Linked DNA regions of Mus musculus: regions 1, 2, 3, 4 and 6 are each linked to region 5. A link is a loop called in an ENCODE intact Hi-C map of the cell type or tissue named here. Cell type or tissue: left cerebral cortex. All regions are shown on one strand. Region 1 holds the start of Selenon (selenoprotein N). Region 2 overlaps Man1c1 (mannosidase, alpha, class 1C, member 1). Region 3 overlaps Man1c1 (mannosidase, alpha, class 1C, member 1). Region 4 overlaps Man1c1 (mannosidase, alpha, class 1C, member 1). Region 5 holds the start of Man1c1 (mannosidase, alpha, class 1C, member 1). Region 6 overlaps Selenon (selenoprotein N).

Evidence for each region. Hi-C counts contacts between places; a loop is a spot of excess contacts. Peaks named below come from ENCODE experiments on the same cell type or tissue, not always from the same donor. Only the 100,000 strongest peaks of a DNase experiment are listed, where the experiment ranks them.
Region 1: it touches region 5 in a loop (3-fold over the local background); 36 of 42 quality-filtered maps call a loop at or near these places.
Region 2: it touches region 5 in a loop (2.6-fold over the local background); 12 of 42 quality-filtered maps call a loop at or near these places.
Region 3: it touches region 5 in a loop (2.4-fold over the local background); 12 of 42 quality-filtered maps call a loop at or near these places.
Region 4: it touches region 5 in a loop (2.4-fold over the local background); 12 of 42 quality-filtered maps call a loop at or near these places.
Region 6: it touches region 5 in a loop (3-fold over the local background); 36 of 42 quality-filtered maps call a loop at or near these places.

What each region holds. Positions count from the first base shown.
Region 1 is chr4:134,551,546-134,556,545 of GRCm38, reverse strand. It overlaps Selenon (selenoprotein N), which reads left to right and starts at 4,380. Exons shown (of 12, transcript NM_029100.2): 1 at 4,380-4,609. The coding sequence starts at 4,427. In left cerebral cortex, CTCF peaks have their summits at 379 (motif pointing left) and 2,716; DNase peaks (open chromatin) are centred at 389, 2,696, 4,297 and 4,732; H3K4me3 peaks cover 1,041 bases; H3K27ac peaks cover 984 bases.
Region 2 is chr4:134,623,181-134,628,180 of GRCm38, reverse strand. The region is part of intron 2 of Man1c1 (mannosidase, alpha, class 1C, member 1); the gene reads left to right. Among named protein-coding and RNA genes, the nearest start is that of Gm42326, 33 kb to the right of the region's middle. In left cerebral cortex, a CTCF peak has its summit at 2,335 (motif pointing right); DNase peaks (open chromatin) are centred at 1,352, 1,647 and 3,918; H3K27ac peaks cover 3,558 bases.
Region 3 is chr4:134,639,584-134,644,583 of GRCm38, reverse strand. Man1c1 (mannosidase, alpha, class 1C, member 1) reads left to right here. Exons shown (of 12, transcript NM_207237.3): 2 at 4,201-4,297. Among named protein-coding and RNA genes, the nearest start is that of Gm42326, 50 kb to the right of the region's middle. In left cerebral cortex, no CTCF peak of the experiment used is centred here; DNase peaks (open chromatin) are centred at 2,196, 2,497 and 2,878; H3K27ac peaks cover 1,855 bases.
Region 4 is chr4:134,580,838-134,585,837 of GRCm38, reverse strand. Man1c1 (mannosidase, alpha, class 1C, member 1) reads left to right here. Exons shown (of 12, transcript NM_207237.3): 5 at 1,444-1,538; 6 at 4,950-5,000. Among named protein-coding and RNA genes, the nearest start is that of Gm42326, 8.9 kb to the left of the region's middle. In left cerebral cortex, a CTCF peak has its summit at 2,146 (motif pointing left); DNase peaks (open chromatin) are centred at 213, 4,255 and 4,955; H3K27ac peaks cover 1,670 bases.
Region 5 is chr4:134,699,448-134,704,447 of GRCm38, reverse strand. Man1c1 (mannosidase, alpha, class 1C, member 1) reads left to right here and starts at 158. Exons shown (of 12, transcript NM_207237.3): 1 at 158-1,503. The coding sequence starts at 979. In left cerebral cortex, a CTCF peak has its summit at 2,347 (motif pointing right); DNase peaks (open chromatin) are centred at 580, 1,239, 2,339, 3,351 and 1 more place; H3K4me3 peaks cover 3,666 bases; H3K27ac peaks cover 2,129 bases.
Region 6 is chr4:134,541,078-134,546,077 of GRCm38, reverse strand. It overlaps Selenon (selenoprotein N), which reads left to right. Exons shown (of 12, transcript NM_029100.2): 4 at 388-597; 5 at 765-889; 6 at 1,356-1,493; 7 at 2,947-3,028; 8 at 3,177-3,365; 9 at 3,636-3,741. Among named protein-coding and RNA genes, the nearest start is that of Mtfr1l, 8.2 kb to the right of the region's middle. In left cerebral cortex, a CTCF peak has its summit at 2,627 (motif pointing left); DNase peaks (open chromatin) are centred at 2,632 and 4,613.

The DNA.
Region 1 (5,000 bases), 150 kb after region 5:
CGGTACCCACGCCTCATTTCCCTTCCTTTGTCAGGGCAATCATTATCTGAAGTTACCTTGCTATGTACGTCAGCAATTCCCCTGCAGAACAGTCTACTCTGGCACAGAAAGACCTTCTCTTCCCCCCTACTGTGTTCTGGGATACAGGGCAGCTCCTGGCACATAGTAGGTCCTTATTTAGTTCAGAGACCCAGAAGAGCCATTTTCCCCAAGTGGCACTCGTTCATCTCCCACATGCTGGTCTCATCACTGGCTTCCAGGATGGTGGGGGTAGAATTTGAGTAAAGCTTCCCTTTGGGAGGGGGGGGGGGTCCCAGGTAATAGAAAAGATTCAGATGCCGCTCCTGGACTTGCTGTAGGGGAAAGAAGGAGGGAGCTGCAGCGCCCCCTGCAGGCACTACTGTCCCTTCAGGGCTAGCACAGCAAACAGTTGGGAAACCGGAAGCTGCTGGAGGATAGCCTGTGTGTGTGTGTGTGTGTGTGTGTGTGTGTGTGTGTGTGTCTGTGTGTCTGTGTGTGTCTGTGTGTCTGTGTGTCTGTGTGTCTGTGTCTGTGTGTGTCTCTGTATGTGTGTCTGTGTCTGTATGTGTGTGCATGTCTGTGTGTGTGTCTGTATGTGTGTCTGTGTGACTGCATATCTGTGTGTGTCTGTGTGTGTTTGTGTGGCCCAGAGAAAGAAAGAGACATGTACAGAGAGAGACAGACAGACATAAACACAGAGGAATCATAGAAAGGCAGGCCAGGACTAAGACAGAACCCCCTTCCCCCTTGCTTAAAATACTTCAACCAAGTTAGGCCCCACTCCACCCTTGTGTCCTGCACCCCTCATTCCCAGCCCCCACCCCTGCCTGGGCAGCAGACATCCCCATGGAATCTATGCCTTTAGCAAACCCCCAGTGTGATAAATAAAGCAAGCGTGGCAAATCCACGTCCCCTCGTTTGTTTTCTGGGGACCGGGCTTATCCATCTTCCCCCTGACCTGCTCTGCACTCTGTTAGCTGTGCTTCCACATAGAACAGAATTTGCTTTGCTAATAGCATCTGTTTCACGTAGGGTGTCCCCAAACATTAGCTATAATGAGTTGGAAGTGGCACAGTTAGGAGCTTGGGACGTCAACACCAGATGTCAGGTCCTCCTCATCCCCTGAGAATCTGGAGTCAGAACACAGGACAAGGCTAGGCCAGGCCCACAGTCCCGGAATGTTCCTGGGAGCTACCTGTCTGTCTTAGTTTGGGTTTTATTGCTGTGAACAGATACCATAACCAAGGCTACTCCTATAAAGGACAACGTTTAATTGGGGCTGGCTTACGGGGTCAGAGGTTCAGTCTGTTATCATCAAAGCGGGGGAGCATGGCAGCGTCCAGGCAGACATGGCGCTGCAGGAGCTGAGAGTTCTACCTCCTGTTCCTAAGGCACCTGGGAGAAGACTGGATCCTTCGTGGTTAGGATGAGGGTCTCATTGCCAACCCCCACAGTGACACACGTCCTCCAACAAGGCCACCCTGAATAGTGCCACTCCCTGAGCCAAACGTATTCAAACCACCACCCTCTCCAATGGACACTGTGGAGTCCCTGAATAGGAAAAACAAGGCCCTCTCTTCATGGCACGGTGACAACGGGTGGCCAACATACTACAGAATAGCAGCAAAGTCAAGCCATGCTCACCATCTCGTGTCTCAAGACCTCACTGAACTCAGGAGGTCACTGACCTTCTAGACTTGCTGGCTCTTGAGCTCGGGGGACACCCTCACCTCCACCCCGACCTCCCCTTTCCCCAGTCCCCTGTCCCCTCCCTGTGCCTGCAGCCACTTAACCCTGGGATTACAGATGTGTCTACACTGATTTACTTACATGAGTACTGGGGATCTGAACCTGGGTCCTCGGGGTTGTGCAGCCACTGCTGAGCATCTCCTCAGCCCCCAACAGAGTTCAATAAAAAAAAAAAAAAAAAAGGGCTGGTGAGATGGCTCAGTGGGTAAGAGCACCCGACTGCTCTTCTGAAGGTCTGAAGTTCAAATCCCAGCAACCACATGGTGGCTCACAACCATCCATAATGAGATCTGACTCCCTCTTCTGGAGTGTCTGAAGATAGCTACAGTGTACTTATATATAATAAAAATAAATAAATCTAAAAAAAAAAAAAGTAACAAAGACATTAAAAAAAAAAAAAAACAGGCAGACTTGGCTGGGGCATGGTGGCGCACGCCTTTAGTCCCACACTTGGGAGGCAGAGGCAGGCAGATTTCTAAGTTTGAGGACAGCCTGGTCTACAGAGTGAGTTCCAGGGCAGCCAGGGCTACACAGAGAGACCCTGTTTCAAAAAACAAAAACAAAAAGGAAACTTCACTTGGCTAGGTGACCTGGGAAGAAAATAAGACAATATTATAAGCCAGCCGACCCCCATCTAGCACACAATGGCCTGGAATCCACTTGTGCATGCACACTGGGAGCCACTAGTGCACAGGACCTGATGGTGGTCTGCAAAGGTTACACATCTTTCCTGAAGACTGAAGTCTAGAACTTCACAGCCTCTGGCCCCTGGGAAAGAGCAGTCACCTTGGGGCCTTGGAACCTGAGGTCATTAAAGGATGCCTGGCAGGAAGTAGGACCCCTGGGGATGGCCCCAGAGGACAACTTTTCCTCTGGTTGCATCCTTTCCTTGCCTAATCCCTTTCCATGCCCAGTGTGCTCCAGGCAGATCTAGCTGGTAGTACTACACCATCTACTGGGGTTGCAGTAGTCAGCAGCTATGGCTCTGGCTCACTGAACCCCAGAAGGGCCTCTGGCACTCTCCATACACTGAGGCTGGGAAGGCCTCAGTGCTCACTGCCTGTGTGTGATCAGGAGCGATCTAAAGAAAGCCCTTCAGCTGGATCCTGAAGGGGAGGTGCTGGGTCCAGCCATCATTGGAGGCCACCATTTTTATGTGTGGCTAAAACCTGCTCAGTCATGTTCTGTTCTGGTATTATAAAGTGGATTCATGTGTGTGTGTGTGTGTGTGTATGTATGTATATGCATGTGAGTGTATATGTGTGTATGTATATATATATATGTGTGTATGTATATGTATGTATGTATGTATTGTATACATGTGTGTGTATGTATGTGAGTCTATGTGTGTGCATATTATGTGTGTATGTATGTGAGTCTATGTGTGTGCATATGTATGTGTGTATGTACGTGAGTCTATGTGGGTATGTGTATATGTGTGTATATGTGTATGTGTATATGTGTATATGTATATATGTGTGTATATGTGTGTGAGAGTATGTGTGTTGTGTATGTGTGTATATGTGTATGTGTGTATATATGTGTGGGTGAGTCTGTGTATATATTCATGTATGTATGTATGTATATGTGTGTATGTATGTGTGTACGTGTGTATATGTATGTGTATGAGTCTATGTGTGTATATGTGTGTATGTATATGTGAGTCTATGTGTGTATATGTATGTTTGTATGTATGAATGTATGTATGTATGTGTATATGTGTGTGTTTGAGTCTGTGTCCATATTCATGTATGTATGTATGTATGTGTATATGTGTGTGTTTGAGTCTATGTGCATATTCATGTATGTATGTATATATGTGTACGTGTGTGAGTCTATGTGTGTGTATGTATGTGTGTACTATGTGTGTGTGTATGCGTATTATGCCAATGTCAGGTCTCTTCCTCTATCACTCTCCAACTTATTTTTTGAGACAGGGTCTCTCACCTGTTTGGCTAGACTAACTGGCCAACAAGTCCCAAGGGTTTTTCTGCTCAACCTTCCTATTAAATAATGTGTGGGCACATCTGGCTTTTTAGCACGGGTGCTAGGGATCAGCTTCTGCAACAACCCGCTGTGTCCTCTCCCCAGTTCCCAGGAGTTCTTTTGAGTCCTAACCATATTTTAGATCATAATTTCAACAGCACTCTTTCACTATGGCACACACATTTTGCAGAACTAACTGAACTTTGGATGGAAGGGAGGGAGAAAGGGAAAGAGCCTGTGTGTGCAGGGATGAGGGTGATCATAGCCTGTGTGTGCAGGGATGAGGGTGATCATAGCCTGTGTGTGTGCGCAGGGATGAGGGTGATTATACTTGGAGGCTCAGAAGACAGGAGGAGCATCACAAGTTCAGGGTCAGCTTGGACAACACAGCGAGTTTCAGGCTTGCCTGAGCTACAGAGTGAAAGGATGTCTAAAAGAATTTATTTATTTATTTATTATTTTATTTATTTTGGAAGCGGCGAGGTAGAGGGCCTATGGACCGGCTGAGCAGGCGCTGTGCCCTCGGGACCTCCCTCTTTCCCCGGCAGTGATGGGCCGGCAGTCCACCCTGCTGACGCCCTCCCTCCCAGCTCCGCCCCGCCCCGCGCCGCCCGCCCCGCGCCGTGCGATCCCCTTCCCTGCAGCCGCCGGGATCCCCGGAGCCGCCGCCATGGGCCAGGCCAGGCCCGCAGCGCGCCGCCCGCACAGCCCGGACCCCGGCGCTCAGCCCGCGCCTCCACGCCGCCGCGCCCGCGCCCTGGCGCTGCTCGGAGCCCTGCTGGCGGCCGCCGCCGCTGTCGCCGCTGCCCGGGCCTGCGCGCTCCTCGCCGACGCCCAGGCGGCCGCGCGGCAGGTCGGAGGGGACAGGAGGGGGACAGTGGCTGCAGAAAGAGGCGCAGAGCAAAGCTCTACCCCGCACCAGGGAAGGGGGGAAGTGGGGAGGCCGGAGGGGACAATGGCCAGGACAGGGTAAAAAGTAGGACCGGGCCTTTGGGAGAGGAGGGAGGGAACTCGGAGTAGACAATGGATGAAGACGTGGAGTGAAGCTGGGACCAGACGCGACTGAAAAGGGGACAAGGAACTCTGGGACTGTTGGGAAGTGACATTTGAGCAAATGGGCTGGCAAGTGTGGAGGGGACTCTGGAAAAGAATGGCAGGAGCCACTGTAGCAGGAAGCAGCTCCCTGCTTCAGGGACTGGGATGGAGAGTTTGGGGCCCATGGTGATGCTTAGCTCAGCTCCTTC
Region 2 (5,000 bases), 76 kb after region 5:
GAGTCCTCACTGTGCACCCAGCTGGGAGCCAGGCTCGGGATGGGAAGGAAGGCTGAAAATCAGCCAGGTCCGGCAGGCTCACAGGAAGGTAGATCAGCGATGCCCACATCTGCCACCAGTCAGAATGTATGCAAAGGGATCATATCTGCCAGAGACCCTTGGGGTGTCCGAGGAGGGGCACGCACCCCATTCCTGAAGCCCTAAAGCTGTCATCCCTTTCCCACCCATCTCTGCATCTTGCACTGTGGGGGACCGTGGAGATGGTGGCATTTGGAAGGGGTTATGTGAGCGCAGCTGCTCATTCTCGGGAGCCAGGTTGCTGGGAAGGTACACGCTGACAGATGACAGTGAAATCCATTCCAGGTGAGGGACAGCACAGGCCACACCCAGGAGGCCACTGTCTGACAGGGGTTGGGAAGTGTGGGAGTGGGGTCTGGGCGTCAGAGATCTCTGTGCACTCAGCCGTAGATCACTCCTCATGGCTCTGTGCAGGCTGACTACTTCATTAAGTATAACACATGGGGCCCATGGGCCCACAGAATGTTTTAATTTCAATTTCTTTTCGAATCAGAAGAAAAAAAAAAGCACATGTAATAATGTACCCAGATGAGATCAGACACATCTTTATAGTGATACAGCTGTAAATGGCCCTTTTCTCTCTTTGTAACAGAGGAAGTGGAGTTGGGTATGATAGTGTAGGCTTACAGTCCCCACATTGAAGGTTGGAGGCAGGAGGATCAGGAGGTCAAAGTCTAGCCTGGACTAAGAGTGAGAACTTGTCTCAACCAAACAAGAAAAGAAAAGCGCGAGAAAGGGGTCCCAAAGACCACCTGCGAGGCCCCAGGAAGTCATATGGACCCCGGTGCGTAGAGCTGCCTTTCCCTGCCTAGTGGATCTGAATCCTGGGCCTGTCTCACTGTTGCCCCCAATGTTGACCTTAGCAACCCAGCAACAGCCTGTTTCCTCCTCTCTTCAAATCAGGATGCTTCCTCTTGAGCGCCAGCCATTACATCTTAAAGGGTGAACAGACTCCAGGGGGTGACCTGCCCCTGCTGCACAGGTGGTCAGATCTGGGCTGCCTCCAAAGCTGAGACCTCTTTCTTTTCTGGGCCAGTAGGGGTAGGTGAGGTGGGGGGTGTAGGACCATGCATGTATGAGGGCCTCAGGCAGCTTCAACATCAGGCTCAGAGGCACCTAGAGGAGGCAGGACTGTGTTCTGATGACTTAGAAGGGGGCTGCTCTATCAACGCTGCTTGCCTTGGTAGCTGGTGTCCCTCTTCCCTGCCTTAGGATCTAAAAATAAGAAGCCAGACTAACCTTCCTCACGCGGAGGATGAGAAAGAATCTCGAACACTCCAGACAAAGCTGTCGCTTGACATTCCCTGCCACCCTAAGAGGCTGCAGCTCCTGGCTAATGAAGAAGACTTCTGTGGGGGGAAAAAAAAAAAAACTGAAGCCTGCTTTCTTGCCTGAAGCAAACCCTGAAGTGGCTTCATTTGAAGGGCTTGAATTCCCGAACATCAAACTCCCTCAGACCAAGAAGCAAGTGCAAAAAAGTTCCTGCAGTCTTTGAAAAATGTATTCTCTGGGCTCTGCCAGGTTCTGGGGGCTGGCTGTACATGTCTCTCCTTCAGGGAACAGGGAGTGGGAGCAAGTCTGGGCATCTCTCCAGGGTCCAGCCTCCCCTCCCAGAACATGTTGGAGTGGATAGCTCAACCCACGGACTGGGGAAGGTGAACCCTCTACGGCTGGGTGGTTAGCTAGAAAGTTGTACAGGCTTCAGTATCAGGAAACCTTGTGTACCATGTGCTTGCTGCCTGTGTGAACCTCGGGGATATGAGTCAACATTCCTGTGCCTCAGTTTCCTTTCCTGGAAACATGGGAATTGCGATGGTTGAGGGTGAGCTTAGTTAATGCATCATAAGGACATTTTCTGACTTTGATGCCTTTATTATTAATCTTGGGGTTTGGGTTTTTTTGAGAGAGTCTTCCGTAGCTCAAGCTGGCCTTGAACTCCTCGTTGTAGCTCTGGGTAGCCTTGAGCTCCTGTTCCTCCTTTCCCCGTTCCCTCAGTGCTGAAATTGCATGCAAGAGACACTGTGCTCAGCTCCCGTCACCATTATCGACATCATCTTTCTCGTGAATATTTCCTGATCTGTCTATTAAGGAGCCCCTTCCCTGCTGTACCATCTGTGGCCCCTTTAACCCACCTTCCCTTGAACATGGGCTCGCCAGCTCTGAAATGAACTCGATAGTAAAGCTATTCATCTTTTAAAAACACTTTTATTATTATTTTTTTTAAAGTACATATCACTGTGTGTTATGCACATGAGTGCAGTTCCTGCAGAGACCAGAAGGGGACGTCATAGCCTCTTGACGTTCCAGGCAGCTGTGAGCTGCCTGGTGTGGATGTCAGGAATTGAACCCCTGTCCTCTAGAAGTTCAGGGCACGATCTTAACCGCTGAGCTATCTCTCCAGCCCAGATTTGGTACCCACACGTCCCATTGGAGTTTGGTTCCATCTACAGCAGACTCAGTTTGGGGTGGGGGTGGGGTGGGGTCTGGAGCTGGCCTGGGAATCTGGGTTGAGCACAATATCTCTGTGTCTCTATGATGGTTCTGATATCTTAGACCAGGTAAGCGAGCACTGCTACAGAGCCAGGTCAGGGCCCTGAAGTGACTAGCCCCTGCTAGTTGACCCAGATAGGATTTTGGCACCTCAAGCCCCCTACTCTCATCCCATAGGTGCCAAGTCTGCCTTGTAGCTGGGCTCCTGCTATACTGGGGACAGTAGGGGTGGCCTGGAAAACAGCCATATGTGCAGTGGCTCAGCTGATGTTAGCTGACAGACTACAGAATCTGCACACGGCAGGTAGACCAGTTGTAAGAACCCGTCTTCCAGCTGGCCACATGCTAAGTACTTGAGACTACTACCCACCCCAGTGGAGAACATCTCCCATCAACCTCATACTGTTTCTAAGGCGTTGCCAAGGAGGGGCTGAGCTATGGGTGGATATCAGCCTCCAATGGGACTTCGGTACTTCTAATAAGAAAAACCTTGAAGGCCAGCAAGATGGCTCAGAGGGTAAAGGTGTTAGTGGCCAAGCCGGATAGCCTGTGTTGGATACATCCTGGGGCACACCTAAAGATGGAAGGAGAGGCCCGATTCCACAGAGAAGGAAGCTAAGAATCTGTCCTTCATGTGTGCTGTGTATTGGTAGTTCCAGCTTCTCAAGAAGCTGAGGCAGGAGGATGACTGAGGACTGACCCAGGTTATATGGTAAGATCTTCTATGAAGAGGGGAGAGTGAAGGAGGTTAAAGAAGCCTTATTGCAACAAACAGCTCTTCCCCATGACAGGTCTGGGCCCTGCCTCCCTAGCCCAGGCTGGCTATACCCACAGACACCACCACTGTGCAGGCCTGGCACATCCTGCTCACCTCTCCTCTGATCAATGGCCAGAAAAGCAGGTCTGTGGCCTTGGGGTTCCCAGCAAGTACTTTATCTCTTCCAAGGCTGAGTGGCTCTCATCCATCCCTTATCTCCCTTCCGGCCTCCAACCACCATTGCCTGCATGAGGTTCACTGGATTAATGCCTCTCTCTAAAGATCGGCACTGCGGCAGGCAGACACTATTTTCTGAAGGCAGGTGCAGCCTCCCACTGGCCCCCAATCCCCTCCCCGTCCCCATCAGATGCCTGAACAAATGAGTGTGCTTCAGAGCTGCACAGCCCCCAGCGTGAGGAGAGGAGGGAAGCAGGCCCCCCAGAGATGCCAGGCAGGCTGGAGGAGCAGGGCCTCAGCCTGCTCACAGGCTTCCGACAGAGCCCCGAAGGGCGGTTGTTACACGGCTTACACATCTAACCGCTTCAGTTTGGCACGGGTCTGAGGTTGCTGGCTAAGCATCTTGTCAGCGTCAACACAGCTGACAGAGTTACGACACCAGGAATACTTAGAGTTTGCAGTTTTCCCGGCCTCCAGCTGATCCTGTGAAAATGTCACTTCTGTTTCCAGAGAGCTGATTTGTGTCCCAAATTTTCTCTTCTCTGTGGGAAGGGCCTCTTTGCCAGGTGGAGCAGAATCCTCTTGTCACCTGAGGCTCCGGTGTTAAGGGATCTGGAGACCCGGCGCATTTCACGTCTGGTTTGTCACTGGTTCTCAAGGCTAAGTTCCTACAGGATGGACTAGTGAATGAAGCAGTGCCAAAAACATGGCCATCTCCTATTTATATGTTCATTTATTAAATAATGTGTGTGTGTGTGTGTGTGTGTGTGTGTGTGCGTGCACGTGCACTGATACATTCAGAAGTGCATGTAGCAGCCAGAGTGGGTGCTGGGTGCCCCCCTCTATTTCTCTCCACTGTATTCCTTTGAGGCAGAGTCTAACTGAGCCTCTAGCTTGAGTCTTGCTAGCAGCCCAGAAGCCCCAGTGGGGAGGATGAGCCTGGTGAGTCATGTGTGTGTGTGTGTGTGTGTGTGTGTGTGTGTGTGAGAGAGAGAGAGAGAGAGAGAGAGAGAGAGAGAGAGATGTGTGGTGTGTGTGTGAGAGAGTGATGTGTGTGTGTGTGTGTGTGTGTGTGTGTGAGAGAGAGAGAGAGAGAGAGAGAGAGAGAGATGTGTGGTGTGTGTGTGAGAGAGTGATGTGTGTGTGTGTGTGTGTGTTTATGTTCTGTGTGTGCTGAGATCTGATCTTAGCCTTCACAGTTCTGCAGCAGATTCTGTTAACAGCCAGGCCGTCTCCCCAGCCTGACGCTGTCATTTTAAAGCTGCTTTCACGGACTCAAAGCCTTTCACCAGGTGGCATGTGCCCTCATCACTGATGTGCCTGTGTGTCTGTCCAGTCTGGTGAAGTTTGAGCAAACTCTGTTATCCGTGTTGGCATTGTCTGAGTATGGAAAACAATTTTTAAAAAGATTTATTTATTTATTTTATGTATGAGTACACTGTAGCTGTCTTCAGACACACAGAAAAGGGCATCAGATCCTATTACAGATGGGTTGTGA
Region 3 (5,000 bases), 60 kb after region 5:
TGTGCTCCTAGAGACTGGTCACGTCAGCACTCTCTGCCTAACATGTCCTGAAGTCCCAGGCCACAGGCAGAAAAGCAGATGCCTCCGTGTAAGTGTGTTTGTATTGTCTTAGTTTGGTGGATCTCCTTATCAGTCAGCCAGGCATGGAATGCTCAAGAAATTCATCTGCCCAGAGGCTGGCAAGCAGGCCTTTCTGAAGATGGACCTCCTGGGCCTCCTAAGCTGATGCATTTTTTTTTTCACAGCCATTTTACCCATGATCATCTTACCCAGAAGGACTGGGTTAAATGCTAACTCCCCTGTCGTGGTTTTTATTGGCAGCATAACCAGGAATCACCTAGGAACAGAGTGTTTCAGTGGTAGGCTTGTTTACAGCAGTTTGGCCTGTGGTCTGTGGAGAATAGTTTTGATTGTTGGTTGATGTGGGAGGAGCCCAGCCCACTGTGGGCAGCACCATTCCTAGGCTTCCAAAGTGAGCAAGCAAACCAGGTACAGTGTGTCTCCTGGGCTCTGCTCCAGGTTCCTGCCTCGGCTTCCCTCGGTGATAGACTGTGATGTGGAACTGTGATTCCTCCAGGTTGCTTTGGTTACAGTGTTTAACACAACAGAAAAAGAAACTGGACCACTCCACATGGGAACCTTTTTCTGCCCGTCTCCATCACCACCCGCCATCGATGAGGCCTTCCCCACATCCCTGCCAATGCTTTTAATGTCATCTTTCTGCATATTGCCATCCTTATGGGACCAGTGGGGCTTTAAGTGAGTGATTCTTAAGAGTTTAGAACAAAAAGGAATGATCAGAGGCAGCCAAAATGAGTTCTCCAAGAACAGTCCTGCCAGCCTGAACCTGTTTTCCTTCTCTGCCTTTGCATACAAACATAGAGTGATGGGTTTTGCTGGTAAGCTCTTGGCTAATGGTCAGCAACTGGTTCTAGAACCAAGAGGAAGGCGTCTGGTGATTCCTTGCCCTCAGTCCAACCATTTGCACTTATGTCCCAAATCAGGGTGGCACAGATGCCAGCCCATCTAGTCAGTTTGCCCGTTGCCCAAAGCAGGCAGACATTGAACTGCACGGTCAGATCTGGTTCCACAAAGGTTGGGATAGTGTCAGATGAGAAACAGAAATGGGAGTCAGCAGGTGTGGGATGGTAGACGGAGCCGGGTGAAGTGGGTGTTACCAGGGACAAATGACAGACACCCCCCCCCACACCCCCAGCTGCAGGGTGGCCAAGGCAGGTTGATACAGTATTTCTGCTTTTTATCAAAATGGGTGATGAAGTCATGGGGTACCTGAGGGGAAGGTGTGTTCACAGAGGGTGCCATGGCTGAACACAGTGGATTCGGAGGTTAGGCTAGGGGAACCTGTTGACAGAGCAGGGCTGTTCAGCTAAGGGGACAGGAGTGTTGGGTCCTTGAGGGGAGTGTGTGTGTGTGTGTAAGATGCTTTTTGACTCGGGTACTAGGGGAGAACATATTGGACGGGTTCTGGAAGGACTTGTGACATTCTGCAGTTGATGGGGCTGTCCAGAAAGGTGGTGAACCCCACATCACTGGGGGTATTCAAGTAGAGGTAGCTTAATGTTCTACTTAGGAACATGGGTGAGACAGGAAGTAGCCTGAGTGACCTCCTTTAGGATCTTAGGATTACATCATGCCTTTGGACAAGGTCCCCTTGTATGCACCTGTCTGACCAAGCGTTTGGGACCCAGCGGACTCCTCTAAACAGCCCTTGCTCAGTGGCTGGTTCCCACCTGTATCATGGAGTCCACATAGGAAAACTAGCCCTGGCCATGGGTGAAGCTGAGGGGCTAGGTTTCCTATTTGTTCTTTTATTCAGTGCTTCAGCAGATATTTAACAAGTCTCTTCCATGTGCCGGTGCCAGAGGGCATTTAGGTGTGCCACATGGATAGGGGCTGTGGGGCTGATTTGATGCCAGTGGGAAAACCCTTGATCCCGGGCACCAGGGTATCTTTTTGCTTGTTTGTTTTTTTGAGGCATGATCGCATGCAGCCCAGACTGGCCTCTATCACACTACATAACCAGGTGATATGGAACTGGAGCATGCACCACCTCAGGCGGGGCTGGGACTGACGACTCCCTGCACACACACATCCTTCAGCTGGGGCCTGAAGGAGGATGAGCAGCTGGTAGGGGGAGAGGGTGGGGCTGCTGGGAGAGCCTTGCCTCCACGTGCAGCTCAAACACGAGCCCACGCCCAGGCCTACGCCCAGGCCTAGCAGGCGCTTGCTAGGTGTGTGCGCGCTTGTCTAGTGCCCAGGCATCTTAGTGGGAGGGAGGGGTGGCTCGTGCGTGTTTGAGGGTTTGCACATAGAGGCAGTTGCGTGCCTTCCTGGTCCAGCTCGGGGTGACACGAGGATCATTTGTGCCTTTGGCCACCTTTGTCCTCCTCCACTGATACAGCTGGCAGGTCACGGCCTGGAGGGGACGGCTCTGAATATACACCTGTGATCCTCATAACTCGTGAACACTCATTTCTTTCTAAGTAGGGGTTGGTTCAGGGTGGGGCGCAGCAGCCTACACAGCTCTGCTGTGTGGTTTATGTTCTGAGATCTTGTGGCTGCTGCCTACCCTACTGCCAACTTCAGTGGCAGCGGGGGCGGGGGCAGGGGGTGCATAGGAAAGAGGGAGGGAGGGAGGGACTCCATTCTTTCTCCACGCGCATACCCCGCAATTATTCTCCGTTATTGCCAATTGGAGATAAGTAGAAAATAACAGAGGAGTGGGGGCAGGCCTCCAGGCCCGTGCCGAGCTCTTGCCACACAGTGCCACGATGCTGGCATGAGCCGTGGAGCAGGGAGCTGCACAGCGGCTATGGATGATGGGGGCCTGCTGCTCTGGGTGACAGACGCAGTCCAGTCTGGCTAGCTGTGCTATCCTTCTCACTTTCCTGGAACCTCCGTGCCATCATTTGGGACACTGTGCTAGAGCATCCTGCCAGTCAGAGTCCATGCCGTGCTCCCATGAAGTCACTCCCCTGTAGATGTCGGTCACAGCAGCAATGATTACCAGAAGAGATGGCTTTTAAGCCTGGGCACCAGGGAAAAGGCTGACTACTGGGAACATGGGGAAGGAGGTGGGATTGTCTCAGAGGCAGGCGCTGCTGGAGGAAACACAGGACAGAGTAAACCAAGGCATGGCAGTGTTTGGAAACACTGACAAATGGGAACCGGCAAGAACGGGTTGAAGGGTTGTAGTGGCTCAACTGGGCATGCTCACTTAATGTGCAGGGTGCCCTGCTCCCAGCCCAGAGCCACATGAGAGGTGCAGACAGGAGTGCCAGAGGTTTAAGATTATCTTTGGCAGCAGAGTGAGCTAACGGGCTACCTGAGACCCTGTCTCAAAAAACAAGCAAGTCCCATTCCACCCCACTGTCACTCCAGAGTTCCACCCCTGCGACCCTCTTCCTGCACCCTGCCTTACAGAAGTGAAAGGGACAGAGTGTAAAAACAAATGAGGGTGACTGTGGGGATTCGGGAGCAGGGTGAGCAGATTGTCACCATGTCCCTCAGCCTCTAGGCTGAGTGCAGCTAGGGACTAGTAGCCCGGAGGAGCCTTTATGTTGAGACTCCGGCACAAACAGAGTGACTGTCCTCAGATACGCCGATAGTATGTACCATGACCTGGGCTGGGTTGTCAGGGAAACTGAGGCAAGGCAGGTATAGTGTCTGGCCTCAATGAGCTTCTGGCCCACAGCCATACAGAGAACCAATGACAGTGACCAGCGAGGGCCCAAAGAGCCCAGGGTGCCTAGCTCAGCACAGTCCATAGTCTTTAGGGGACAGACCTGACACTTCTAACCAGAGTGTGCATCCTGTTCCCGGCCCTCTCACTGACCACCTGGGAAATTTGAACTGGTTACCTCATTTCCGACCCATCTCCTTGTGTGTGTGTTGGCTTTCTACACAGTTCTAATGGGCAGGCTCCTACCACTGAACCACACTGCCCGCCTAAGAGTTTTTCCCTCTTCTTTCTGGTTTTTCCTCTTGGCCTCGAACAAAGCTAGAATTCAGCCAGCGCTCTAGGTTCCTTCTGGGAAACCTGTGAATGGTCTTCAGTGTGTGGCGTGACTGGAGAGGAACGGCTGTCTACAGGGCCGAGAGCTTGGTAGAGGGTGTGGTGGGTGCCCCTGGCCACCAGCATCGTCTCACCGGGGCCTGGTCCCCTGCTCTTTCCCGCAGATGATGCGGTTTTCCTGGCAGAATTACCGCCGTTATGCGATGGGCAAGAATGAGCTCCGGCCACTCACAAAGGACGGCTTCGAGGGCAGCATGTTTGGTGAGTTGACACAGACCTCTGGGGCCTCCAGTGCTTCTGTCCCTTCCTAGGCTCTTCCAAGCTTTTCTGGACTCAGAGGACCCAAGTGCTCCTGTCCGCTCTTATATCCTCACTTCTGAGCGATGCAGCTTGGGAAAGTGAGGCTGGTGAGGGAGGGGAACATGGAAGACTGGGTAAATCCACCTTACAGGAGGGAGGGTGATGGCAAGGTGGCGTTGTCTCCAGAGAGAATGAATATGTGTCTAAAGAGGCCCCGTTTGGGTTGCCTTTAGATAAAATCTTGGGGTGTCCTTTATGTTGGCTGGTGACAGCAGGTCAGCCACGTGCCCTCACGTTTCTCCTGAAGCCCTTCTGGCTGTGTCCCCTCTTTACTGCTCCATTCTTTGAACCCAGAGCCCCTCTCTGCATCTCCTAAAGGCTGCAAGCTCAGTCTCCTATTTCGGACGTCACTCCTCTGCCTGTCATGGTGCTAGCTCCTGCTCTACAGGCCCTCTAGCAAGAAGATGCTGGGGGCAGCCTGAGCACCTCCTTTCTTTAGGGAAGGATGCTGTGCTGGACCAGATAACCGCAGCACCATATCCCCCACTCCTCACTCCCATGGAATACAGGCTGCTGGAGTTGGATCCAGAGAAGCAAGCCTGATACGGAAACCCCAGGGAAATCTGAAGGGTGACTAGATGCGGGAGCCCAGGGCCTGTGTGTG
Region 4 (5,000 bases), 120 kb after region 5:
CAACCCGTTCACCCTGTCTCCCCTGTGCATAACACTGAAAACAATTGAGTGGCCTCGACTATCAAAGAAAGACATGTCTCCCGTGACCTCACTGAGAAGCTGCCGCCCAGGAGGTAGAAGTTTCTAGAACCTGGATGGTCTGGACTTCAAGTCCAATGCTATATATTCTCCATACAGATACACAGCTCATTTTCCCTTACTCTCGATGCTTTAATTAGCTCCCCCTCACAGAACAAAATGCCTGAGACAACTTGAAAAAAAATGTCCAGCTGGGCTCACTGGTTCAATGGTCCCTGCTTACTTAGCCACTGCCTCAGGTCCAGAGTGGTCCAGGACATCATGGCTGGAACACATGATGGTAGAGATGCCAGGAAGCAGAGACCAAGAGAGGGGTGGGGGCCCCTGCTATCCCCATCAAGCCCCCCTCCCAACCTAACTTTTCCCTTAGGTTCCAGCTTTTAAAGGTTCCTCCATCTCCCGGTAGTAACAAGACTGGGGACCAAGCCTTCAACACATAGACCTTTGGAGTTGCTCCAGGTGCATGCCGCACCATTCAGCTTGTAGCACCCCACAGCCTGTAGCATCCCATAGCCTGTAGCATCCCATAGCCTGTAGCATCCCATAGCCTGTAGCATCCCACAGCCTGTAGCACCCACAGTCTGTAGCATCCCACAGCCTGTAGCATCCCACAGCCTGTAGCATCCCACAGCCTGTAGCATCCCACAGCCTGTAGCACCCACAGCCTGTAGCATCCCATAGCCTGTAGCATCCCATAGCCTGTAGCATCCCACAGCCTGTAGCACCCCACAGCCTGTAGCATCCCACAGCCTGTAGCATTCCACAGCCTGTAGCACCCACAGCCTGTAGCACCCCACAGCCTGTAGCACCCACAGCCTGTAGCACCCACAGCCTGTAGCATCCCATAGCCTGTAGCATCCCATAGCCTGTAGCATCCCACAGCCTGTAGCACCCCACAGCCTGTAGCACCCACAGCCTGTAGCATCCACAGTCTGTAGCACCCACAGCCTGTAGCATCCCACAGCCTGTAGCATCCCATAGCCTGTAGCACCCACAGCCTGTAGCATCCCACAGCCTGTAGCATTCCACAGCCTGTAGTGTCCCATAGCTTGGTAAAGGCAGTGCTGATGCCAGCAGCACCCCCTTCTCAGTGGGGTCTGTCCCTGGACTTGGAGGTGACACTGACTTCTTTCCCCTCCCCTTCCCAAGGTCACCTGATCACAATGACAGTCCTTCGTCCCCCCTACCATCTGAGGAACAACCCAGGCATTTCATGAACACAGAAATGGACACTCAGAAATGCCTGGTGTAAGGACCCCAAAACCCAGCTGTCTGGGGGCCAGGTCCTGTCTCTCAGCCTTGACTGGGTTAGAGTGACCACTCCACCCTATTCAGACTCAGTGCCCTTTGACTCTTCCCCCTCAGGTGTTCCGAGTGAAGGCCATCAAGCTGGGTGAGAAACTGCTGCCTGCCTTCAACACACCCACGGGCATCCCCAAGGGCGTGGTCAACTTCAAAAGGTGAGATGCCCACTTTGAACTGGTGACCGTGATCCACCCCCATTTATGGGTCTTGAGTTGGGGCCCTGATGAGAAGGCCCAGGGACAGTTGGCAGACAGAACGGAGTCCTAGGGAGTCAGTTTCTCTGGCTTAAATGTTTGCAGATTCGGGAGCTGAGGGCACTCGGATGGATAGTTTCCTTTCTGTGCACACTGCGAACTGACCTTTGCTAAGCACTGCCCTGGACAGGCACTGGCTACCAAGTGTAGGTCTCAGGGTTTGAACCACAAAGGCTTGACCTTCTCAGGGTGGGAGGGACATTTGTTCCTCTGCAAACAGCCGCCAGTGTCCTGTTGCCCTAGAACCTGTTGGCCCTGGCTTCCCAGGCGGATCCCGCAGCTCTGGGCCATGCATGACATCCTTGAGCTGAGAGAGGAAGGCTGGGTAGCCCATACTCCCTGTCCTGCCGGAGCAATCATCTGGGGTACCTCACAAGAGTGCTGGCCAGGTGCCTGGGAGAAGAGTCCACTCAGCTCTTCCTGGGCCTCACCCTCCCTCGGTGCCCTGTGGCCTGGGTAGCATTGCCCTCTGTGCCCCCCACAAACCAGCTCCCCCTGGTGGCAAGACTTCCCAGTGTCCTCAGTTAAACTTCACAGAGGCCAGGGTGGCCATGAGGCTGGCTGAGGTAACACGCAGATACCTCAGAAACATACACCAGGCCTGGATGCTGAGTGCTTCTCCACAGACACTAATCCTGAGAATGGAGGCAGAAGAGACCCTGGGTCTGGGCACAGCCCCCAGTGCCCCTCCCTCAGCCCTAGCCTCCTGTCTCACCTGTGGCCCCAGCGGAGCCTGGTCCTACCCAGACCCCAAGATTCCTGGCCCAGTCGTGGCTATTTTTAGGTTCCGTGATGGGCCACGGAGCGATGCTGTGTGTGTGGCGGACTTCCTGGGCTTCCATTGTCACGCCCTTCTCAAATCCATACACGGCCTCCCGCAGTTATCCAATGTACTTTTACTGGGGTGTTCTCCCTCTAAACCTGTGTAAACACAGCTACATAACTGCTAGCAGCTTTTGAGCACACAGGCACCCTGTGAGCCCACAACAGAGAACTTTCCTTTCTAACCACCGGGAAGGACCTCTTTTTTGCCAGGAAAGAAAACGAGGCTCAGAGAAGTGCAGTAATGCCCCCAAAGTCACGCAGCAACTGAGTAAAGTTAGTATTTGAACTCAGCTCTGGCTGTCATGATTACACCATACACAAGAGGTTAACCAAGCAGCGAGGGTACTGTAGAGCAACCTTGCCAGGGGAAAGGAGAGAAGTGAAAATCTTACTGTTGGTCCACTGGGTCACAGAGCTGGTAGGATGACCCCTCTCCCCTCCAGAATGCTGTGGTTGTGTTTAGTACCTAGTATTTAGATTCAGCTCTACAGCTTTCTGTGTGACATTGAAAAAGTGCCTCCCCCTCTCTGAGCCTAAATATTCCTACCTATGACAGGAAGATCACAGTATCTGCTAATAGAGTTGGGTGAAGGTAAAATAAGATACCAAAGTCACCTGGCTCCCGTTAGAAGTGTATTGTCACTTACATATGCATAATTACATACTGATAAAGATGAAGGTCACGTGCATAATTGATGCCTCACAATAGCTCCGTGAGGCTGAGCACCTTGGTTTAAGGGAGGAGGAAGCTGAGGTCTAGTTAAGTGGAGGGGCACTCCTGAGGACCCCTGGTCTGGGACATAGAGAAAGCCAGTGACTAGGCAGAGTGACAAAGCTCCCCCCACCATTCACTCCCACCCCTACGCACATTCGCATGCTCTCCCTACTACCTGAAGTCTCTGGGGCAGGTGACTGAGGGAAGCCAGGAGAGAGAACAGAGAGGCCTGTGTGGTGGACAGTGAGTCCAGAACTCACTGGAGGCTGGAAGGGAATGAGGGTGCACACGCCTTTGATCCCAGCACTCACTCTGGAGGCAGAGGTAGTCAGATCTCTGAGTTCAAGGCCAGCTTGATCTACAGAGTGAGTTTCAGCATAGCCTGGTCTACCTAGTGAAATAATGTCTAAAAAGCAAGCAAGCAGGCAGGCTACCTGGGAGGCTGAGCTACCTGAAAGAATCGTCTCTTCTTCTCTGCCAGAGCACCAGAGACCGATACAGGGCACGGGCAGAGCTTAGAGTGGCCTGTGAGGCCTTGGGCCTTCAGAAGTATGGCCCCCAGGCACCTCCCCACCCCACACTGCCTTCCCAAGTCATCTCCATCTGTGGAGGTGGATGGACAGCAGCGGGTTCCGAGGCAGCAGGAGAGCAGAGAAACCCCCCAAAGGCGACACAGCCACCCAGGGCCTGCAGAGGGGAGGTGCCTGCTGTGTCTTGCTCTCTCCCTGAGTCTTCACTAACTCTCTGTAGAATGCCTGTCCCCTTGGAAACCTAAATAATCCTGTGAGAAAGTAGTGAAGATATGCATGTGGAATCTGAGACATGGTCCTCTGAAGCCTTGGTCTTGCCCACAGCAGTCCTTAACAACCCCCGCCCTTACTTTCTTGGCCCCCACAGAAGCCTGAGCCTGGGGAGGCAATGGCAAGAAGCGGTTGGCCTCATTCTGCCATATAGAGACAGAAACTGAGGCACACAGGATTCAAGGGCTTGTCTGAGCTCGCCAGCTGAGCAGCACCGTGCCCCCACCTTCTGGTTCCAGGGTGCAGCAGGCAGAGAGGTCTGGGAAGCTCCCCCTCAAAGGGTGGGGCAATGCAGGCAGAGGCCTCGGCTGGCTCGGTGCTGCTTTCTGTAGGGCCCAGCTGCCGCACAGACTGGTGACTGGCGGAAAGTGTCTGACTCTGGCCTGATCCTTTGTCTCTAGAAGGGAAGATGGGAAGATAACTCACATGCTGAGAATTTTCTTCCCATAGCCCTAGACGCTGAAGTGGACATCAGAGCCTCCTGCAAGCACAGGGCTAGAACATGACTGACATGTTCATGAGAGGCTAGCCTTGGCTATGAGGGCCCTACTTCTTTCACTCCTCACTCCCAGCTTCCTTGGGTCCAGCAGTCCAGTCTGGGGCTTATAGGACCCTAGATTAAAGGGCAGGCAAAAGTCTGTGTGTGTTTCGGGGTGTCTCTAAAAATGATCATTGAGTGTCCTGTGGGGCTTTGGGGCTTCTCAACGACACCATCAATGTCACCTGCAAATTTCACCACAGACACAACACCCCAAACACTATAGAGACTGCTTGGGAGGAACAAAGACTGTGGCATGGGCTCAGACCACCTTCACCAGGTCCCACCCCTCACCAGCTTCGGTGCCATCCATATGGTGGGGCCCAGGAGGATTAGCCGAGGTGCCTGGCACACAGCAGGCACCACCCTGTACCACAGCTGCTGCCGCTCTCAGCCAAGGAGCCAGCAGGGTGACAGAGCTGATGTCTTTTCAGCGGTAGCTGGGGCTGGGCCACGGCAGGCAGCAGCAGCATCCTGGCCGAGTT
Region 5 (5,000 bases):
CCAGCATTTGGAGCGGGGGGCGTGGCCCAGACTGTGACCCGCCCATCTTTCCCGGCTAGGTTCCCCATTGGCCGAACTGCGGTGCCGCGGCGGGCGGAGAGGAGGGGCGCGAGGCGCGCTGTAGGCGTGGCCTGAGGGCGTGGCTGGCGGGGGGCGGGGCAGCGGCGCTGTCGCAGTGAGAGCCGGAGCAGCGGCGGCCCGTCTGGAGCTGCGGCGGGTGAGCCTGCGCGGCTAGCGGAGCCGCGGGGCCGGGAACAGGTGATCGCAGCAGGAGACCCGCGCCCTCCCGAGTTGCGGCGCCGGAGCCAAGGCTTCCTGGCTCAGCGGCAGGCCCAGGGCTGACAGAGGCCAGCTGCAGGCTTCGCACGCGCTTCCCGGGTATCCCTCTCCCCGCGCGAGCATCTGAAGCCCCTGGGTCCCGCGCAGCCTCGGGAGCGGCAACCGCGCGCGGCGGAGCAAAGTTGTGGACGTGTCCCGACCGCCGGGCCCTGCGCCGTCACCACCGGCTGGGCTCGCGCTCTAGGAGCTGCGCTCGCCCTGCAAGCCCCGGGGGTTCCCTTTGCAAACTGCTCCAGAGGCTGAAACTTCGGGTGCCGGCGGGTCGGGGCCTGCGTCCTGCGCACCCTCCGCGAGGGCGTCGCGGACGGCATGTGACCACTCCGGCGCGGGAAGGCGCGGGAGGGCGCGGGCTCCGTGGATCAGGCGGAGGGCAGGCTGCGGCGCACGGCGGGCCCGGGCTCCAGCCGAGCAGCCCCCCTCGCCCGGGCCCCGCCGAGGCCGCCGCGCCCCCGCCCCCGCGCGGGAGGACTCGCTCCAAACTCCCTGAACTTCGGGCGGGTCCCGAAGCGGCGGCCTCGAGGTGCGCAGCCTTGCTCGGGGACCCCAGCCACTTCACTCTTGCTCCCCACCCTTGAGGACTCTGAGGACTCCCGGGGCCCCGGGCGGAGCTGACAGCCCCCTCCTGCTGGCCGCGCCGCGATGCTGGTGAGGAAAGTGCCGGGTTTCGTCCCGGCCTCGCCGTGGGGGCTGCGGCTGCCGCAGAAGTTCCTTTTCCTGCTCTTCCTCTCGGGCCTCGTCACCCTGTGCTTTGGCGCCCTGTTCCTTCTGCCCCATTCCTCTCGCCTCAAGCGCCTCTTCTCGGCCTCGCGGACCCAACAGCCCGGCCTGGAGGTGATGGCCGAAATCGCCGGTCACCACTCGGTGTCAGAGCAGGAGCCGCCTCCCAACCCTGCCCCTGCGGCTCCGGCCCCGGGTGAGGACGATCCCAGCCGCCTGGTCGGTGTTCTCCGTAGGAAAGGGTGGCTGCGGCGAACCCGCCCCACCGGGCCCCGGGAGGAAGGCAACAGGGTTGCAGCCCTCAGGCCGCAGGAAGAGAGCGTCCGGTTCACTTTCGACTACAATGGTTTCCGCAGCCGCCTTCGACACCCGGTCTTGGGGACAAGGACTGATGAGAGTAAGGAGTCCCAGAGTCTGGTGCGAGCTCAGCGAGAGAAAATCAAAGAGGTAAGCACCCCCCCCCCCAACACACACCTCCCGCCAAGACTTCTAGCTGCAAGCGATTCCCCACCTTCTTGGCCTCTCCTGGCTCCTGGTCTGCCCAAGACCCTTCAGGCAGGCCGCAGCACCGCCCCTCAATCCGAAGTTACTCTCTTTGCTTGGTGCCTACTTTAGGATAACTAGGTTAGTTCATGGCTCCTACCAACCTCCAGGTGGATTCCCCCCCCCCCCACCACCCCCGTCCCCTTTAAGTTCCTAGCCCTGGTGGGCTCCAGGCTTTCCCTGATGGGTTGCTAGTAGGAGTGGATTTTAGGTCCTTAGTTTTCGTTTGTACAGGAGGGAGCCACTAGAAACCCTCTCCCTCCCTGTGTGCCTTTTAAGTCTTGACTTCTCCTAAGCTCCAGCAGGCTCTGGAAAACCCAAGACATGTGAGGTATTTGGGGTCCTGTTTTGTAATCTCTCGGCCTCTTGCAGACCAGAGATCTCGAGCATTCCTGCTAACTGCTTCTATCGAGCGTTGCCACAATTGTACATAATTGCATGTGAAAGACGAAGGAGTGATCAATAAAGCAGTGGGAATGTTACAGAAGCTCCGAGGTTATTGGCTTAATGAGGCGGGTCTTGGACTGGTTCCCCGTAAGGAGTGGGCCGCAGAGGGATTTAGAGGGATCACTAGACTTGAGTCACAGTCTTAGTTTTAAGACATCAAAAACAAACACGGCTTGGAACTGGCTTGCCGACAATTTGCCAAGAGGCCACTGGTACCTGAGTGTTCTGCCCCACCCCAGCTAAGTGTGGTCTGTGAGAACTGCGTGGCCAACATAGCAGCGGGAGCTGCAGTGACACCCCCAGGCCACAAGGGGGCTGTGAGCAAGCACTGGGCCAGGGTCTCTTCCCTGGAAAGAAGAAAATGCTTTTCCTGTTCCTGGGGACCCAGAAGGAGAGCATTGCTCCAGTCTGGACCTCCTAGGTTTACTGTAGGAAGTCAGCAGGGCTGTTTCCATTTCTAGAGAGAGCAGGCAGCACCTTTAGGGTCTCTGCTGCCAAGATGTTCCAGAGCCATTGGAGGACTTGGCTACCCTCTTCCTCTGTGGGAGCTGTCCTTCCTCCCAGGATCACCATTTATGGCTGCTGGTACCCTAAGGTGCTGTGCTGAGCCCTGTTTGAGATTCTGTATGAGCAATCACAGGTCACGGGGGAACCACACATGAGCGAAGTCCTTGGTGTGTGAGTGCTTGTGTGTGTGCACGTGAGCAACTTCAAGTCCACAATTTTCACTCAACTCTCAAAGGTTAATCATCAAAGACTAGAATTTATAACAGTTACTCGAGAGCCATCCTCTCTGCCCTTTCTGTTATGGGGCTTCTTCTCTTCCATTCACCCGGGCCACCTGCCTCTCCTTTTCCTGAAACTGTCTCTTAGCACAGTCCTTCTTTCCCACTCTTCCAAACCTCCATGGTGGGCCACAGCCCCCAGTGAAATCACACATACACCTCGTGCATGCCGTCTCTCATGGGATGCCTAGAGCTGCCAAGAAATTGTCAAAAAGATCTCCAAAAGCATTGGGAATTCTCCAGAGTGGGAGAGGTAGAAGGAGCCACTTCTGGGCTAGAGCCTTCTGAGAGCCTCCCTGGTAGGGCATGGCTGGGGGGTGGGGGGTGGTGGTGGTGGTGGAGCATGGGGGATGGGGGACATGGTAGGCTGGCTCTTGGAGGGGATCTTGGTCCTGCCCATGCAGAGACAGCCTTTGTGACTAGCAGAGTCTGGTGCTCCCTACTTGCTGCAATGGCTGGGGCTGGTAGAAAGGTGTGAGCACTGTAGGCTGTGCAGGTGGGCGTGGTAGGGGCTGGTAGGAGGTGTGAGCACTGTAGGCTGTGTAGGTGGGCATGAGTGGGAGGAGGGCCCCATGGTGCTAGGTATCTGGATGTGTGATGCGGTCATCATTGCCTTACACCTCTGGTTGTAGCTAGAGGCAGGCTTGTGGTTCCTTGCACCTGCTGTTCTATAGCCTCCTTGCTCTGTCTGCAGACTTCAAGCTCCTCAGAGAGGTGGGCTTGGGGCTGTATTCACAGTTATGTTTGGGGATCTGTGGTCTTCTCAGGCTCCTTGACTTTGAACCCTGCCCTATGTCCCTATCCTGAAAGTGGTGGCTTAGAAGGTAAGACACAATGACTGTCTTTGTTGTCCCATCAGAGGAGGGCATCTCGCTGGAGGTGTCTATCCACGGGTCTCCTTCGGTTTCTCTCTGTGTCCCGCCTAGGGGTGGGTCATTTTAGAGGTACCTGTTTTCCGAAAAGGGACTGTGGCATTTGTCTCTGGTTTGTTTATCTCCAGACACAGATTGATTAGACCCAAGGAGAAGAGGAGAGCTAGCATCAGATAAAAAGAGATCTGTTCTTATACGACGAGGTTTTTGAGAGTGGAAGTAAGCATTAGGACAGAATCAGAGAGAGTGACGGATGAGAGTGGATGGAAACCGGACAGACACTCAGGCTCAGGAGCAAGTAAATGTCTTTGTGAACATTCTGATGTGAGAGATGGATATGGCTGCTGATAAGATGGGTCGAGGTCACAGCTTCTGGTTAGACACGTGTCAGGGCCTACTTAATCACCTCCTTATCCTGGGTTTGAAACCGTAGGTGTCGGAGATGGGGGGAGGGATCGAGAGAACCCCTGTTGGCGTCTTAGCTCAGATGTTAACTGTCTGTCTTTGGGTAAGCCACACCCCTTCCTGCAGGACTGGATGAAGAAGAGGTGATAGGTTGTTGGTGGATGAGGGTCTAGCTTTGGCCCCTCTGTAGACGTCTAAGCCAGCGAGGGAGGTCTCAGCATTGTACTTCCTCCTTTCTTGTACCTCTTGGTCCCATTGTGGTCTAGTGGAATCATGTGGTGATGGTTTTGATGGTGGTGATGTTGTGTCCCTGGCTTGTACCCATGAATAGCTATCTAAATGTCCATTAATCTAGTTATTCCCAGCACTCAGGTTGAACTTGGGGGAGATGGGGTTGAATGGCTTGCAGCTTGGGCTCAAGAAGGGCAAAGATGGCTAGAATGCATAACACAGCTCTGAGGGCCATACAAACCCACAGGGGATGCTTTCTGACATTGTGGCATGATGTCACCTACACAGGTGTTGGGATGCATTCATAGCTGTCCTGGGACATGTTTGATAGGGAATGGGAGTCATTGTCCATTGATGAATGAATGGACTGTGGATTCAAATTCAGGCTTCTCCCAACAAGAGTTGGGAATGGGCAGCCTGTTAGCGTCACATCGCAGGGAAATAATGTACAGTTTTGTTCTCGTGATGGTAGGTTGCTGATCTGAAATACCCCCATGGGTAGCTCCCAACGAAGGGGGCTTTTGTCAGAGGCAGTGGGCAGTACGGAGCCATGGTACTGGGCACTGGTGTTGGGTATCCCCCTAGCTTATTAGTTACTTTTGAAAACAGTTCCAGGAAGGCTCATCTCTTCTGGTTCCTCTTCCCAAAGTGCTTGTCTAGG
Region 6 (5,000 bases), 160 kb after region 5:
GGGGACACCCAGGGTTAGGGAATGGGAAACGGGCATGCCTGAGGGAGCCAGCAGCCTGAGGCAGGGTCTGGCACCTGGGACTGGTTGGAGGCTTATGCAGAGGCTGGGGGTGGGACCTGCTCCACCACCCTGTTCTAGGCCAGGTAGTATCTCCAGCTACACAGCTGCCCACCCTGCATATGCTGCCCCGGGCCTGGGCTGGGCCCAGAAAGCCACTGAAACCAGGGCAGGTTGTGTGTGAGGTGCGCCTCTCTCTAGCAGGACAGTCTAAGCTTGTGGCCATTTCTGAGACCTTTCCCATGCTCCCTCTCCTGTCCCAGACTATAGTCTAGCTGGCCTTGAGGGACACCGACAGGGCATCCTAGAGCCTTGGCTTCCCCATCCCAGGTCTCCCGCCTCGCTCTGTCCGGCCTCCGCAACTGGACCACAGCAGCCTCGCCGAGTGCAGCGTTTGCTGCCCGCCACTTCCGGCCCTTCCTGCCCCCTCCAGGTCAGGAGCTGGGCCAGCCCTGGTGGATTATCCCCGGGGAGCTGAGCGTCTTCACGGGCTATTTGTCCAACAACCGCTTCTACCCACCACCGCCCAAGGGCAAGGAGGTAAGGACAGCACTGGGAGATGCAACTTCTGCCTGGAGCCACCTTGGGAGTGGCCATTTCTATCGGAACCTGGACCCAAGAACCAGGCATCCCTCCCCCTCAGTCTCCCTCTTGGGGCCTTCGGGTCCAGAGCTGACAAACCAGCTAGGATCTTACTGCCGCCCTAGGTCATCATCCATCGCCTGTTAAGCATGTTCCATCCACGCCCCTTCGTGAAGACCCGCTTTGCCCCTCAGGGCACCGTGGCCTGTCTGACTGCCATCAGCGATTCCTACTACACCGTGATGTTCCGGTGAGTGTCACTGTGCTTGAAGTGTAGGAGAAAGCCAAGCCAGAGACCCCCAACTTTACCACCTCCCTCCCTGTTGGGCTTCGGTTCTCTGAGCATCTGTTTCCTCCTCGGTGGGTCAGGGGAGTAGTAACTTCCTACAGATTTGGTGAGAGGTGTCTGGAACTTGCTTAGCCCTGAGCTGGAATTAGCTGGTGACCAGGATGGTGTCATTCACACACAGGGCCAGGGTATGAAATACACACACACACACACACACACACACACACACACACTCTGGAGAAGGATGGCAGAGAGGGTTGGGGCAAGGCTTCTAAGGAAGATGGCACAGAGCCTTTTAGAGGAGTGACATTGGTGGTATCTCCTGCTTTCTCCTTGACTCTGACCACACAGGAGTCTGGCCACGGCTCCCCGGGCTCTGGGAGAGACTGGGGAGGGATCCAGGCTTAGCAAACTCCATTCCCTACAGGATCCACGCGGAGTTTCAGCTCAGCGAGCCTCCTGACTTCCCCTTCTGGTTCTCGCCCGGCCAGTTCACCGGCCATATCATCTTATCCAAAGATGCTACACACATCCGTGACTTCAGGCTGTTTGTGCCCAATCACAGGTAGGAGCTAGCCCTGGCACAGCCTCAGCACCCTTCTCCTGTGTTCTGCTGCTGCTGCTGCTGCTGCTGCTGCTACTACTATTATCCCTGAGCTCAGAAATCAGGGGGCACATAAACTCTTCAGTCTCTGCCCTTCCCTCAATCCCCAGTGCCACCACTTGGTGACCAAGAAGAGGCAGCAGGAGACCGCTGAGCAGTCCTACCATCTTCTCAGATAATCTCCAGGCACTTGGCACTCCCTCCACCTCCACCTCAACACAGAGCCAAGGCCCTAGGGCCAAGCAAGCCAGCTGGGGTCTTTGCTATTGTCCCACTGCTGCTGTAGGTCCTCCCTAGACTCAGTTTCTCTTGTCCTCCTAGACATGGAACCTCACCTACTTGTGCCACCATGGAAGGTCAGCAGCTGGGCAGGGCCCATGGTAATCCAGGGAGGCTTCCCAGAGGAGGTGGCATCTAGTCAAAATCCTTGGGGAGGGAAGGAAATAATACATATATGGGCTTGAGAGAAGGCAGACATCATAGGGTCTTGGTGGGACTTCTGGGACAACTGTTACTCTAGTTATTTGTCTGTTCTGGGTCAGCCCCATCAGCAGATCTGGGGACAAGGGGTGGAGTGTTGGCGGGGGGTGGGGGGTGGGGGTAGGGAGGCAAGAGTCTTCCCTGATAGCAAGTAGACTTTAAGCAGGCCCATGGTGTCTTGTGCAAGAGCTGGAAGTCCTGAGGCCCCAATGCAAAATTTGTTCTTGGTAGCAGGGGGCTGTGTGGCTGTGAGCAAGGCCCTGGCCCTCTCTGGGCCTCAGTTTCCCCACTGTTCTGGTAGAAGACTGACTGTTTTACCCATGGATCAGGGGTAACAATAGTTGGGAGAGCCTGAACTTACTAGAGTGCTTTCTCTCCCTCTCTAGAGGGGCAGGGCAGAGACATGGTGTTCTACCTACCCCCTTCATGAGTTGAACCCAGTTCTGGGCAGAAGCTGGCACCAGTGTACCTGATTCAAGAACCAAATAACACAGAGGGTAGACGATTAGCCAGGATCTACTGCTTCTAGGACTGTCTAAGATTCAGGTCCCAGGGACACCTCTGAGGGTGTTCAGTCACTTTGCAGAGACTATTGCTTGGTGGTCCTGGGGCTCCCCCGTGTGGCAGACTTTCAGACTGCACTGAGCAAGCCAGACTTCTGAGCTCTGTGGGTGAGTCAGCCGGGAGGTCCTGGGCCTCAGCTCCAACCTGGGTCTTACTGCTGCCTCATCCTGTGTCCTGCAGCGGGGCACTGCCCCTGTCTCTGCCACAAAGGGTCAGGAGAAGTCTATGGGTCGTGCTATGAGAGCCCTGTGCACTATCCAGGCCTGGCCCAGGCTCTGCTGTCAAACTCCCTGTGTCTTCAGCTGCTTGCATTAAACAAGATGTCACCTGGGCTTTGATGGTGACGTTGTTTTACCCTGGCCATCCTCAGGTCCCTGAATGTGGACATGGAGTGGCTGTATGGGGCCAGTGAGACCAGCAACATGGAGGTGGACATTGGCTACGTCCCCCAGGTGAACACTCAGGTGCCCCCACCCAGATATGTCCAGCTGCAAGGCCTTGCCCTGAGCCCCGTCTCCCCACTTCTGCAGAGTAGAGCGTCCCTGGAGGTTTCTCAGGGCCCTTCTCTGAGACACCCCTCACCACTGACTTCCGGCCCAGATGGAGCTGGAGGCTGTGGGCCCCTCGGTGCCCTCTGTGATCCTAGATGAGGACGGCAACATGATTGACAGCCGCCTGCCCTCAGGAGAACCCCTCCAGTTTGTGTTTGAGGAGATCAAGTGGCATCAGGAGCTGAGCTGGGAAGAGGCTGCCCGGCGCCTGGAGGTGGCCATGTATCCCTTCAAGAAGGTGAGGCTGAACGTGAAGGCCAGAGCAAGACTCCTTGATGGAGGCCAAGGCTGAGAACTCTGGTCTAGTCATGCTACTGTGCTGGACCGTTGGGGCACAGCAGTCCCTTCTGCTCCTCTGAGCTTGGAGAAGGCTCACATGGCTCAGCTATGCCCCTTCACACACACACACACACACACACACACACACACACACACACATAAATACTTCACTGGCACAACCACAAACAGGGCCTCGGCCGCTCAGTAGCTTGTCTTGGTTTGACCACAGGTCAACTACCTGCCGTTCACGGAGGCCTTTGACAGAGCCAGAGCTGAGAAGAAACTTGTTCATTCCATCTTGCTGTGGGGGGCCCTGGACGACCAGTCCTGCTGAGGTGAGGGAAGCCCTGGTCAGCTCTAAGGGGAAGCGGGGGGTTTCATACCTATGGCTAGGTTACAAGAGGCTCTGGGACAAACAAGACTTGGAGCCATGAGGACTTGGGCCACTGAGGTCCCAGGGTCACTTGCAGTACTTGGGTGAGCCTAGAAGACAATGCCAAAGTGTAGGAAAAAGGCCAGGCAGATGTGTTCATGCTTGGCCATTTTAATTTAGTGACCTTGACCAAGCAACATCCTTGCCCTGAGTCTCAGTTTTCTCAACCATGAAGTGGGCAGAGCATACCAGTCGTGGTATCGGGTGTCATCATATCGTGTATTCTGTCAAGTAAAATCTACATGTGAGAGAGGAGACAGTACCAGAAGCTGGGCTTGGGTTTCTTATCCAGAATGACCGCCAAGGACCTTCTGGAAAGTTCTCTGAGTATCTAACAGTTAGCTCAAAGATGAGATAAGCAATGCCCCTGCCTTAATCTTGTCACCCAGCCAACATTATGGGTCCCTGCCGTAGCTACGCATTATCCCAGTGTGGTGTAGACACATGCAGGGCAGGTAACCCCAGGGCAGCGAGCTGTGTGCAAGGCAAAGTGGGGTAACAGAAGAGAAGCTGGGAGGCCTCTTGGAGAAAGTGACATTTAACCTAGGATGGTGAGAGGTGGCGTAGTGGTGTGTCACATGACAGGAGGAAGAGGGTTTGAGTGGAACGTGCCTGTGTAAAGGCCCTAGAGACAGAGAACGAAGTGGAATCAAGAATCTGCCACTGGGACTGGAGAGATGGCTCAGTGGTTAAGAGCACTGGCTGCTCTTCCAGAGAACGTGGGTTCAATTCCCACCGCCCACGTGGAAGCTCACCACTGTCTATGATTCCCAGTTCCAGAGGATCTGATGTCCTTATACAGCCACACATGCAGGCAAAACGCCGAGCACATTAAAAAAAAAAAAAAAAAAAAAAAAAAAAAAAAAAAAAAAAAAAACCTTTTTATTTAAAAGAAAATAGAAAGAAAAGAGAGAGAGAGAATCGGTCACTGTGACCAGGCCCTGGGCCACCCCCAGCTGCAGCTCGGCGTGCCAGTTTGTCCATGCTGATCCTACAACTTCCTCCTTCAGCATCTACTCCTTGAGAGTCTGTTCTTGGCTTTTCATTTGAGACAGGCTCTCAGTCTGTAGCTCAGGCTAGCCTATAACTCACTCACCATGTAGCCCAGGCTGGCCCTGAATTTGTGGTCAGCCTCCTGAGTGCTAGGATACAGGTGTGTGC